2 separate regions of the Homo sapiens genome follow, and region 1 is linked to region 2. A link is an interaction called in ENCODE POLR2A ChIA-PET data of the cell type or tissue named here. Cell type or tissue: endothelial cell of umbilical vein. All regions are shown on one strand. Links, peaks and the distances in the headings refer to the core of each region. The heading gives the core; the rest is flanking DNA. Region 1 overlaps JAK3 (Janus kinase 3). Region 2 overlaps UNC13A (unc-13 homolog A).

What was found. ChIA-PET counts read pairs that join two places held together with the same protein. Peaks named below come from ENCODE experiments on the same cell type or tissue, not always from the same donor. Only the 100,000 strongest peaks of a DNase experiment are listed, where the experiment ranks them.
Region 1: POLR2A ChIA-PET joins it to region 2 with 8 read pairs; 4 of 35 experiments call an interaction of 5 or more read pairs at or near these places.

What each region holds. Positions count from the first base shown.
Region 1 is chr19:17,829,868-17,832,367 of GRCh38, reverse strand. JAK3 (Janus kinase 3) reads left to right here. Exons shown (of 24, transcript NM_000215.4): 20 at 570-694; 21 at 968-1,140; 22 at 1,748-1,865; 23 at 2,150-2,260. Among named protein-coding and RNA genes, the nearest start is that of INSL3, 9.6 kb to the right of the region's middle. RefSeq lists enhancers at 146-729, 730-1,314 and a silencer at 1,286-1,335. In endothelial cell of umbilical vein, for the core only: no CTCF peak of the experiment used is centred there; a DNase peak (open chromatin) is centred at 1,357.
Region 2 is chr19:17,607,074-17,617,539 of GRCh38, reverse strand. It overlaps UNC13A (unc-13 homolog A), which reads left to right. Exons shown (of 44, transcript NM_001080421.3): 42 at 5,685-5,777; 43 at 7,441-7,600. Among named protein-coding and RNA genes, the nearest start is that of COLGALT1, 57 kb to the right of the region's middle. In endothelial cell of umbilical vein, for the core only: no CTCF peak of the experiment used is centred there; no DNase peak of the experiment used is centred there.

The DNA.
Region 1 (2,500 bases), core at 1-2,500, 220 kb before region 2:
CCTTACCAGTTGTGAAACCTTAACTTTTCTGAGCCTCAGTTTCTCCAGCTGAAAAATGGGCCATTGTGATATTTACTTTGTTGTTGTTGTTGTTTGTTTGTTTTTTTGAGACAGAGTCTCGCTCTGTCACCCAGGCTGGAGGCAGTGGCTCAATCTCGGCTCACTGCAACCTCTGCCTTCCAAGTTCAAGTGATTCTCCTGCCTCAGCCTCCAGAGTAGCTGGGATTACAGGAGCGTGCCACCACACCCGGCTAATTTTTGTGTTTTTAGTGGAGATGGGTTTTCACCATGTTGGCCAGGCTGGTCTTGAACTCCTGACCTCAAGTGAGGCTTCCAAAGTGCTGGGATTACAGGCGTGAGCCACTGCACCTGGCCGTGATATATAAACACATCAATGTATGTTGTAGAAAGTACTCAAGAGATATTAGCAATGTGTCATTGTTGCGGTTCCCATATTACAGTCAGCAAAACTGAGGTCGAGAGGGACACAAGGTCCCACTGTGAAAGGGGGGAAGAATGGGGGGACGAGCAGGGCTGGGCCCTGCTGTGACAGATCCTGCCTTCTCCAGGCCGCCAGAGCCTGCGGCTGGTCATGGAGTACCTGCCCAGCGGCTGCTTGCGCGACTTCCTGCAGCGGCACCGCGCGCGCCTCGATGCCAGCCGCCTCCTTCTCTATTCCTCGCAGATCTGCAAGGTGCGAGGGGGCGCCCCGGGACTTGTGGGGATTCAGCTGGCACGGCCTGGGCAGGGGTCTGCTTGGAGGTCGCGGTGAAGGCTGAGGAGTGGTTTGGGGTCCAGGTCTCGGGAGTGGTGGGGTTGGCTTAGGGCTCAGGATCAGAACTTCAGTGGAGGATGGCTCGGGGGTAGGGTTATAGTTGGGGTCTGGGTTGGGGTGCCAGGTCACGCTTGGGGTACCTGCCGGATTATCCTGGGATCCTCTCTGCACGCTCACACCGCCCGCCCGCAGGGCATGGAGTACCTGGGCTCCCGCCGCTGCGTGCACCGCGACCTGGCCGCCCGAAACATCCTCGTGGAGAGCGAGGCACACGTCAAGATCGCTGACTTCGGCCTAGCTAAGCTGCTGCCGCTTGACAAAGACTACTACGTGGTCCGCGAGCCAGGCCAGAGCCCCATTTTCTGGTGGGGAACCCGCGCCTAGGCTCCGCCCCTATTCCCCACGGCTCTGGCTCCGCCCCCAGCCATGCCCCCGCCCCCTCCCGCTGCTTTGCTCCCCAGCCTTAGCCCCGCCCTTCCTCCGCTGCAGCTTTGGCCCCTCCCACTCCCCAGAGCCCCGCCCCCTCAACAGCACTGGCTCCTCTGTCTCCCGCTGCCCTGCTGTCAGCGGCCCCCAGCCTTAGCCCCGCCCTTCTCTCAGCTCTCGCCCCGCCCAAGCTTCAGAACCCCACCCCTCCAACACGCTGGCTCCGCCCCTCAGGGCTGGCCCCCTCTTAGTTCCGCCCTTCCCCCCGCCCAGTTCTGGCCCCTCCCCCTCCCACGGCTCTGGCCCCGCCCCCATCTCCGCCCCTCCGTGCTGCCCCCGCCTCCTCCCCACAGCCTTAGCTCTTCCCAGGCACCTCCCAGGGCTGGAGAATCCACCTATCCCACAGCCAGGGAAACCGAGACCCTGGAGACGGGACTGACCTGCTCACAGTCCCCACCTACCCTGACCAGTTCCCCATTCCAAGGCTGCCCCCCTCTTCCTGTCCTTTCTACACCCTCGCATCTCAAGACCTTGTCCCCTCTCCAGGTATGCCCCCGAATCCCTCTCGGACAACATCTTCTCTCGCCAGTCAGACGTCTGGAGCTTCGGGGTCGTCCTGTACGAGCTCTTCACCTACTGCGACAAAAGCTGCAGCCCCTCGGCCGTGAGTCGGCTTCCCAGAGCCCCCAGCCTTCTTCTCCCTCCACGCCCCTCGTGGCCAATCTCCAACCTGTCTGCGCCTGCGTCCCTCTTTAGCATGGGGTCACCTGGTCCCAGCATCATAGGCCCCAGTGGGGAGGACGCTTCCTCACCTTTCTGACCCCTTCACGGTTCAGGCAGCCCCTCCCCGCTCCATCACAGATGGCCCCTACCCCCACCACGGGTGGCCCCTCCCCCTCCACCCACGGAGGCTCCTCCCCCACCACATGCGCTCCTCCTTGGCTCCAGGAGTTCCTGCGGATGATGGGATGTGAGCGGGATGTCCCCGCCCTCTGCCGCCTCTTGGAACTGCTGGAGGAGGGCCAGAGGCTGCCGGCGCCTCCTGCCTGCCCTGCTGAGGTGAGCGCCGCAGGGCTAGCCTCAGTTTCCCAGTCTGTAGATTGGGCCGGGGTCTCGGGCAAGCCAGCTGGCGCCTGAGTCTCTGTACTGAGAAGAAAGGCTAGAGTGTGAGGCCGATGAGGATCCTGGCCCCCACTTGGCTACTCTCTCACTGTGTGGCAAGTCAGAGCACTTTCAGAGCCTCAGTTTACCCTTTTCCAAAATGAGAATAGTAATGCCTTATAGGGTGAGGGAAGATTA
Region 2 (10,466 bases), core at 4,979-7,478:
GGGGGCGGGGCCTCTGACGTCACAGGCCTGGAGGTGATCGTCAACCCCTGGGAAAATCTGTGATGTCCTGGGGCCAGACAATGATTAACAGCTCTGGGATGGAATGTCTTTGACATCAAGGACCAGGGTAGGATTGATGACTCTTAGGTGTGGAACCTGTGACGTCGTAGGGCCACAAGGTGATTGTCATCTCCTGGGAAAATCAATGGTGTCCCAGGGCCAATGAATGATTGTCAGCTCCTGAGGGACCTGGACAGTCATGGGTCCAGGGAATCGTTGACAGCTCTGGGAGACTTCAGGAGTGATTGACAGCTCAGGATGGGCAGGACCTCTGATGTCAAGGGGTCAAGGAATGATTGGCAGGTCCATGGGTGGGAACTTTGACGTCATGGTCCCAGAGAGTGGTTGAACTCCCCTGAGGAGGGACCTCTGTGATGTCATGGGGCTAAGGAATGATTGACAGCTCCGAGGGCGGGAGGGACCTCGACTTGGTGGGGGAGGGTGGACGGAGAGGGAGTTCCCATTTCTCAAACTCTCTCTTTCTCTCTGTATTTTGCTTCGGTCTCCTGTCCCTCTCTGAGCGCACACACACGGCAGCTGGGGCTGGATGGAGGGCAGGATTCCCTGGGGACCCCCCCTTTTCAAAATTGGTCCCGACAAGGGGAAGAAGTTTGGCGGCTTGAACTCAGGAGGGGGAGGGAGAATCGCCATCGACACCCAGCCTGGGGCGAGGGGAGCAAAGCCCTGTGGCCTCCAACGGCCCCCTTCTCCCCCGATCCAGCCAGCCCAAGGGCCCTCCGTGGGCGCTGGGTCTCTGAGCTCAGCTTCCCTTCCAGTCCTGGCTGCTTTTAGTGTCCCTGGTGTCCCTGGAGCAGGAGGCTGTCTGTCTCTCCGTCTGTCTGCAGCTGACGTTTCTCTCTCTCTTGTTTTTCCTCCCTCTCACTCGCCGTCCCCTCTCCGCGCCTCCCCTGCCCCCTCCACACACACTCCTCCATCCTCACCTCTCACTGGCTCGTCTCTCCCCGCTCCCCATGCTTCCCACCTCTCTCCCCCTTCCACCCCCACCCCCAATTAGTCCATGGTGGAAAAGGTACTAGGTTTACCCTTAGTGAAGACATTTATCCTGAGAAGGGTACGTGCCTCCGCCTCCCGCCCGCCGCCCGCGCCTGGTGCCCGGTGCCTGCGCCCCTCCTGGCCCCGGCTAGTAAAAGGATCGTCCTTCTGCCTCAAGGGCCTGCAGGGCCGCCGCCCAGGCCTGAGCGGCTTGGAGGGCCCAGGCGGGTGAGGGGGAAGGACGATTTGCTGGTTCTACATGGGGAAGAAGCGATTCCAGTGGGAATCCCAGAATCCATTTCTCCTGATATGACATATTTTTTAAGCCAGATCCTGGGACCCCGGGACAGGCACCTGTCAGGTTAAGAGCTGGGCTCTGATTCCAGCCCAGCCACTCCACGGGTAGGCACCTTGGGCAAGAATCTGTCTCCCTGAGCCTCAGTTTTCTCATCTGTAAAATGGGGACAGTCAAGGACCCTACTTCATAGGATTATTGTTATTGATATTATTATTTAGAGACAAGGTCTCCTTCTGTCACCTAGGCTGGAATGCAGTGGTGCAATCACTGCTCACTGCAGCCTCCCTCCTGTGCTCAAGTGATCCTCCTGCCCCAGCCTCCCGAGGAGCTGGGACTACAGGCACACGTCACATGGCTAGCTAATTTTTAATTTTTTTTGTAGAGAGGTGGCCTCACTTTGTTGCCCAGGCTGATCTCAGTGAATACTTATCAGGCTCTAAGGCTGAGCAGGACCTTGTGCCAGGCATTTCTTGAAGAATCTGTGTTTGGTTTTGTTGTTGTTGTTTGAGACAGAGTCTCACTCTGTCACCCAGGCTGGAATGCAGTGGGGAAATCTCAGCTCACTGCAACCTCCGTCCGCCTCCTGGTTTCAAGCGATTCTTGTGCCTCAGCCTCCTGAGTAGCTGGGATTACAGGCCCGCACCACCACGCCTGGCTAATTTTTGTATTTTTAGTAGAGACGGGGTTTTGCCATGTTGGCCAGGCTGGTCTTGAACTCTTGGCCTCAAGTGGTCCACCCATCTTGGCCTCGGCCTTCCAAAGTGCTAGGATGACAGGTGTAATCCCAGCGCCTGGCCATTTTGTTTTTAATTTGAGGCAGACGCTGTCACCCAGGCTGGAGTGCAATGGCGAAATCTCAGGTCACTGCAGCCGCCACCTCCTGGGCTATGTTGCCCAGGCTGGTCTCGAACTCCTGGCCTCAAATGATCCTCCCACCTTGGCCTCCCAAAGTGCTGGGATTACAGGCATGAGCCTCCATGCCTAGCCTTCTTGGGGAAACTGAAACAGATTTCTTTAACTGCCCCACGAGGGGTACATCATTCCACAGATGAGATACTGAGAGCCAAAGGAGATTCAACCACTTGTCCGAGGAACCTTCCCCTGCAGGGGTCCCGGGACTTGGGGAGTGGGGAGTGGGGTTGGAAGAAGCACTGAGAGGCCCAGGAAAGACCCTTCCCCGCGAAGCCAGCAAAGCACGGGATGGGGGCACCCAGCACTGCCTCCCTCCCCCCTTCTTACTAGCTTTGGCCTTGGTCTGACCCCTCACCTGACCCACCACTGTCCAATTCCCCCTGGCACCCCCGGCACCCCAGTCTGGCCCGGATTGAGCTTGCTATGAAGCATCGGCCTGGGGGAGGGCGGGGCGGCTGAGCATGTGACTGGTGGCGGGGGGTGGGGGTGGAATGGGAGCCTGAGGCAACAAGGAAGACGGCCTGGGGCGTGCAGCAAAGACCGGGGCCACATACCCCAGTACTGGGGTGATGGGGGTCTCCAGGCCCCTGTGCTCCCCAACCCTCAGTCACTTCCTGTCCAGCGTGAGGTAACCCAATCAGCGTTTGACTGACCCAACCTCCCACCCTCACCTCTGACTTTCCCCTTCTTCTCCCCGTGCATGGGGTGGTCCAGGAGTGGGGAGTTGCCTGGTGGGGGGTGGGGAGGGGTTGGTGGAGGTGCTGGCGGTCACAGGTCCACAGGCCCCACAGGATGCCCTTTTGAGTCACAGAAGGCGGGACCGGGAGAGATTCTTTTAAGCTGCCCCATCAGTGATCCCCATTGGCACCATGGAGGACACGGCTGGTGGCCCCAAACAGAAGCCCACCACACCATGATTCAAGCAGACAAGGGAACTTTTTGACTCCATAATGGAAAAATTAGGGGTTGAGGCCTGGCGCGGTGGTGCATGCCTGTAATCCCAGCACTTTGGGAGGCCAAGTTGGGCGGATCACTTGAAGTCAGGAGTTTGAGACCAGCCTGGCCAACATGGTGAAACCCCATCTCTACTAAAAATAACAAAAATTAGCCAGGCGTGTTGGTGGATGCCTGTAATCCCAGCTACTCAGGAGGCTGAGGCAGGAGAATCGCTTTAACCTGGGAGGCGGAGGTTGCAGTGAGCCGAGATGGTGCCATTACACTCCAGCCTGGTGACACAGCAAGACTCTATCTCAAAAACAAAAAAGAAGGCCAGGTGCGGTGGCTCATGCCTGTAATCCCAGCACTTTGGGAGGCCGAGGCGGGCAGATCACCAGGTCAAGAGATCGAGACCATCCTGGCCAACATGGTGAAACCCCGTCTCAAAACTACAAAAATTAGCTGGGTGTGGTGGTGTGCACCTGTAGTCCCAGCTACTCAGGAGGCTGAGGCAGGAGAATCGCTTGAACCTGGGAGGCCGAGGTTGCAGTGAGCCGAGATTTCGCCATTGCACTCCAGCCTGGGCGACAAAGCAAGACTCCATCTCAAAAAAAAGAAAAAAAAAAAAAAAAAAAAAAGAAACTTAAGATTCTGCACTAGAAGGGAAATAGGGGTAAGGAAAATAAAAGATGCCGCTATGAGCTGTCACATCAGGAGGGATGAGGATTCTGGGCCAGGTGATGCAATGAGGTGACCTGTGGGGCTGGGTCAGAGTTAACAAGGGCAAGAATGGGGTGAGTGGGGAGAGGTAATAGTAACCTATTGGAAAGGGCCACTATTGGAAGGGGTGTTGCAGGTCACAAAAACCACTTTGATTATCTCAGAGTGAGGTGGGAGCCATGGAAGAGTTTGGTTTTGCTTTGTTTTGTTTTTTGAGACAGTCTTGCTCTGTCACCCAGACTGAAGTGCAGTGGCGGGATCATAGCTCACTGCAGCCTCAACCAGCTGGGATTAAGCGATCCTCCTGCCTCAGCCTCCTAGATAGCTGGGACTACAGGTGCATGCATCACCACACCTGGCTAATTTTCTTTTCTCTCTCTTTTTTTTTTGAGACAGGGTCTCTCTCTGTCACCCAGGCTGGAGTGCAGTGGTGCAATCTCAGCTCACTGCAACCTCTGCCTCCCAGGTTCAAGTGATTCTCCTGTCTCAGCTTCCCAAGTAGCTGGGATTACAGGCGTGCACTACCACACCCGGCTAATTTTTGTATTTTTAGTAGAGACAGGGTTTCGCCATGTTGGCCAGGATGGGCTTGAACTCTTGACCTCAAGTTATCTGCCCACCTCAGCCTCCCAAAATGCTAGGATTACAAGCATGAGCCTCCCAAAGTACTGGGGTTACAGGCATGAGCCACCACTGCCCGACCCATGGAAGAGTTTTGAGCAGAGGAGGGACATGATCTGACTTTTAAATGTTATTTATTTATTTTTTAATTTTCTGAGACAGGGTCTTGCTCTGTCACCCAGGTTGAAGTGCAGTGGTGCGATCTCGTCTCACTGCAGCCTGGACCCTTCTGAGCTCAAGTGTTCCTCCCACCTCAGCCACCAGAGTAGCTGGGGCTACAAGCACGCCCCACCATGGCCACTAATTTTTGTATTTATTGTAGAGATGGGGTTTTGCCATGTTGCCCAGGCTAGTCTCAAACTCCTGAGCTCAAGTGAGTTTGCCTCACCCTCCCAAAATGCTGGGATTACAGCTGTGAGCCACCGCGCCCTGCCGACATGATCTGACTTAATAGGATTTTTCTGGCTGGTATACTGAGAGTAGATGAAAGAGTGGAAGGAAGACCAGCAAGGAGGCTACTGCAATAGTCCAGGCATGGGATGCTGGGGGCAGGTGTAGGATACAGGGAAAAGACATGGCTCTGCTTCTGGATGTATTTTGAAGGTAGAGCTGGCAGGATTTTCCAGTTTATGGGCACCTAGGGAGGAAGTGAAGACAAAGAAGAGTGTCAAATATTGAGGTGCAGGGTCAGTTTGAGGACCCACGGAGGAGAAAATGACAAAAGGGGGTTGGAGGGAGTGACAACTATGTAGGATGAGAATCGAGTTGGTGACATTGTTGCAGCCAAGAGGACAAACAGCCACAGGAGGCCAGGGTGCCAGATGCTGCCAAGATGTAATGTAACATGAAGACTGAATTTTGACAACATGGCAATCAATGGAATAAGAAAAAAGAAAAGAATTGCATTAGGCTCAGAGAGGTTAAGCAATCTACCCAAGATCACACAGCAAGGCAGTAAAAGGCCAGAACCCAGGATTCTTGGCTTCCCAAGAGCACCTCCCATCCTGGCCCCCCATCAGTGCCTCCCTATCAGGGCTGATGACCTGGTGCCGCCAGCACAGGTGGGTGGGAGGCCGTCAAGGTCCCTCCTGGTGGGTGGGAAAGAACAGAGCTCACGCTGACCATCCTCCCCTGCCCTGCCCAGGCTTGGGTGTAGAAGACCCTGTGGGTGAAGTCTCTGTCCATGTTGAGCTGTTCACTCATCCAGGAACTGGGGAACACAAGGTCACAGTGAAAGGTGAGTGGTCTGAGGTGGGAGGGACTTGCTAGGTTCTAAAACAGAAACCAAACTCAAACTGGCTTAAGCAACACCCTTTTTTTGTTGTTGTTGTTTAATGGTCCATGAAACGGAAACGTCCAAAGGTGGCCACCTTCAGGCATGGCTGGATCCAGCAGTGTAAACAGTTTTGTAAGACTGAATCCCACTTTCTCCATCTCTCAGCCCTGCTTTCCTTTTCTTGGCTTTTGTTGACTAGAACACAGATTGGGCTGTTTTTGACATGGCTTAAATAAGACAGAATTAGGCCAGGCACGGTGGCTCATGCCTGTAATCCCAGCACTTTGGGAGGCCAAAGCTGGCGGATCAGGCCAGGAGTTCAGACCAGCCTGGCCAACATGGTGAAACCCTGTTTCTACTAAAAATTCAAAAAGTAGCTGGGTGTGGTGGCGTGTGCTTGTAATCCCAGCTACTCAGGAGGCTGAGGTGGGAGGATCGCTTGAACCCGGGAGGTGGAGTTTGCAGTGAGCTGAGATTGCGCCACTGCACTCCAGCCTGGGTGACAGAGTGAGACTCCATGTAAACAAACAAACAAAAATGATAGAATTGGTTTTTCTCTGGGATAACAGTTTAAGTAGCAACCAGCCTCGAGCTGATATGGAGGCTTCGCAGTGTTGGTGATCTGTGCTGCTGCCATCTTTTGTTGCATTTTCATCCCTAATGTGTTGTTGTTGTTGTTTGTTTGTTTTAGAGGCCAGAGTCTCACTCTGTTGCCCAGGTTGGAGCGCTGTGGTGCAATCACAGCACACTGCAGCCTCAAACTCCTGGGCTCTAGCGATCCTCCTGCCTCAGCTTCCGGAGTCGCTGGGATTGCAGGCATGCAGCATCACACCTGGCTACTTTTTAAATTATATTTTTGTAGAGATGGTGTCTCACTATGGTATCCAGGCTGGTCTCAAACTCCTGGCCTCAAGCAGTCCTCCCACCTGGGCCTCCCAAAGTGCTGGGATTCCAGACGTGAGCCACCATACCTGGACCCAAATGTGTTTTTCCTCCACTATAGGGTCACAAAGAGCTCAGCCCCCACAAGCATTGCAGACTGCGGCTAGAGGAAGGAGAAAGTTTGGGGTTCACTCCCTGCCTTTTAAGCCACAGTGGAGAAGTAGTACACGTGATTTTTTTCTCTCACCTCATTGGCCAAAACATAGTCATATGACCACACTTAGCTTCATGGCAATGCTGGGAAATGTAGTCTTTATTTCAGACAGGGTTTTTGGCGGCGGGCGAGGGGTGGGGTGTTTTTATTTTTTATTTTTTTTAGACAGGATCTTGCTTTGTCACACAGGCTGGAGTGCAGTGGCACAATCTCAGCTCACTGCAACTGCCGCCACCCAGGCTCAAGCAATCCTCCTGCTTTAGCCCCACAAGTATGTGGGACTACAGGCGCGTGCCACCACGCCCAGCTGATTTTTGTATTTTTCGTAGAGACAGGGTTTCACCATGTTGCCCAGGCTGGTCTCAAACTCCTGGACTCAAGTGATCCACCCGCCTTGGCCTCCCGAAGTGGTGGGATTACAAGCGTGAGCCACTGCGCCCAGCCTTGGGCAGGTTTTGAGAGCCACAAACATCTACTTTTTCCAACTGGGAGAACCTGACCTGTCTTACCCTCTACTTCCTCCAACAGTGGTGGCTGCCAATGACCTCAAGTGGCAGACTTCTGGCATCTTCCGGCCGTTCATCGAGGTCAACATCATTGGGCCCCAGCTCAGCGACAAGAAACGCAAGTTTGCGACCAAATCCAAGAACAATAGCTGGGCTCCCAAGTACAATGAGAGCTTCCAGTTGTGAGTTTGGGATGCTTTGAAGAGCATGGGGGCAAGGGAGGGGGCATCCGCCAGGTGAACCCCAAAGCCAGCTAGGCAGGAGGTATCTGGAATCTGGGCCCGGGAATGGGAGGGGCCACATTCTAGGTGGGGGTGCTGGAAAGGGAGACCCCTTAGTAGTGCAGGAATGACATCAGGGAGGGGACACGAGGATGGAGGTCACCTTTGGGGGCTGGCAGATCCAAGGGGAGGCAATGAGTAGAGTGGGGTAACTTCATGATGAAGACTTGCAGAGGGGAGGGAAAGTCTGGGCAGGAAGTGCATGGTGGGCAGGGCCATTGCTGGGGCTGGAGACTCTGTCTGGTGAAGGAATGAGGGTGGCAGTGATGACGCTTATGAGCGGGGGGCTGAGGGACCTGGGGACAGGACTGAGGTTGCATGGGGGTGGGGACTACTGGAGTCTACATTGAGCCTTGTCAGGACCGTTGGGGCAGCCCATCTGGAGGAGTCGGCTCTGGGGACAGGAGTGGAGTGTAGATGGATCCCAGGCTTGGGGGTGGGTGTCACGTGGGGTGGAGGTGGGGTCACATTGGATGGAGGTTCTTGGAGTTGGGAGTGGGCCTAGGCTGCGGGTATCAGGATAGGGTCTAGAGGATGCTGATGATGTGGACAGCATAAAAAAGTCTGCTCTGGCCGAGTGTGGTGGCTCACACCTGTCATCCCAGCACTCTGGGACGCCGAGGCAGACAGATCACCTGAGGTCAGGAGTTCAAGACCAGCCTGGCCAACATGGTGAAACCCCGTCTCTACTAAAAATACAAAAAAAAAAAAAAAAATTAGCCGGGTGTGGTGGCGCACGCCTGTGATCCCAGCTACTCGGGATGCTGAGGCAGAAGAATCGCTTGAGTCCGGGAGGCGGAGGGTGCAGTGAGCCAAGATCGAGCCATTGCACTCCAGCCTGGGCAACAAAAGCGAAACTCCACCTCAAAAAAAAAAAAAAAGTCTGCTCTGGCCGAGCATGGTGGCTCACGCCTGTAAGCTCAACACTTTGGGAGGCCAAGGTGGGCAGATAACTTGAGGCCAGGAGTTCGAGACCAGCCTGGCCAACATGGTGAAACTCCATCTCTATTAAAAATATAAAATATGGCTGGGTGTGGTGGCTCACACCTGTAATCCCAGCACTTTGGGAGGCCAAGGCGGGCAGATCACGAGGTCAGGAGATCGAGACCATCCTGGCTAACACGGTGAAACCCCGTCTCTACTAAAAATACAAAACCTAGCCAGGCGTGGTGGCGGGCGCCTGTAGTCCCAGCTACTCGGGAGGCTGAGGCAGGAGAATGGCGTGAACCCGGGAGGCAGAGCTTGCAGTGAGCCGAGATCGCACCACTGCACTCCAGCCTGGGCAACAGAGCAAGACTCCGTCTAAAAGAAATATATATTATATAATTATATATAAAATATGTATTTATATTATATAATTATATATAAAATATGTATTTATATTATATTATATAATATATAATAAATATATATCATATAAATATATTTTTATATATTATATATAAATATATATATATTTATATACATATATAATATATATTTATATTATATATAAAATTATATATAGTATATATTATATAGTATAAATAAAATTATATATAGTATATATTATATTATATATAAAAGTATATATATTATATATTTCATATATTATATATTGTATATAATATAGTATATACAAAAAATATTAGCTGTGTGTTGTGGTGGGCGCCTGTAATCCCAGCTACGCGGGAGGCTGAGACAGGAGAATCGCTTGAACCCAGGAGGTGGAGGCTGCAATGACCCAAGATGGCGCTACTGCAGTCCAGCCTGGGCTACAGAGTGAGACTCAAAAAAATAAAAAATACAGAAATTAGCCGGGTGTGGTGGCAGGCGCTTGTAATCCCAGCTACTCCAGAGGGTGAGGGGTACGAGAATCGCTTGAACCCAGGAGGCACAGGTTGCAGTGAGCCATGATTGTACCACGGCACTCCAGCCTGGGCGACAGAGCAAGACTCTGCCTCAAAAAAAAAAAAAAAAAAAAAGTCTGTTCACGGGGGTAGATGGATGGTGGTGGTTAGCAAGGGTAGAGTTGGGGTCATCCGGGGTAGATCCTTGGGTCGAGTGTCAGCCTCACAGAGCACTGGGGCAGGGCAATGTTGTTGGATGTTCTTAGGAGACAGAAGTGCAGAAGAAAGTAGTCCCAGCTACCTGGGAGGCTGGGGCAGGAAGATCGCTTGAGCTCAGGAGTTTAAGGCTGCAATGAGCTATGATTGTGCCACTGCACTCCAGCCTGGGTGACCGACATAGCGAGACCCTGTCTTTAAAAAAACAAAAAACTATGGGCCAGGCGCGGTGGCTGACGCTTGTAATTCCAACACTTTGGGAGGCCAAGGCAGTGGATCACCTGAGGTTAGGAGTTCGAGACCAGCGTGGCCAACATGGTGAGACCCCCCCCCCCGCCACCCCCATCTGTACTAAAAACACAAAAAATCAGCCCGGTGTGGTGGTGCATGCCTGTAATCCCAGCTACTAGGGAGGCTGAGGCAGAAGAATCGTTTGAACCCGGGAGACAGAGGTTGCAGTGAGCCGCGATTGTGCCACTGCACTCCAGCCTGGGTGACAGAGGGAGATGCCCACTCAAAAAATAAAAATAAATAAAAATAAATAAAAATGCACAGGGGTAAGGGTAAATCAGAGCTGGTTAGCTGGTATTATCTAGGGGGCCTGGGAGCTCTTATGGGACAAGATTGAAGCCAGTTCCATGTCGTGTCAGCACAGGGCTCTTGGTCAGAAGGTTTTGGGGCGATTGGCCCCTTTAGGGGATACTCAGGAGGAGAAGCATGGT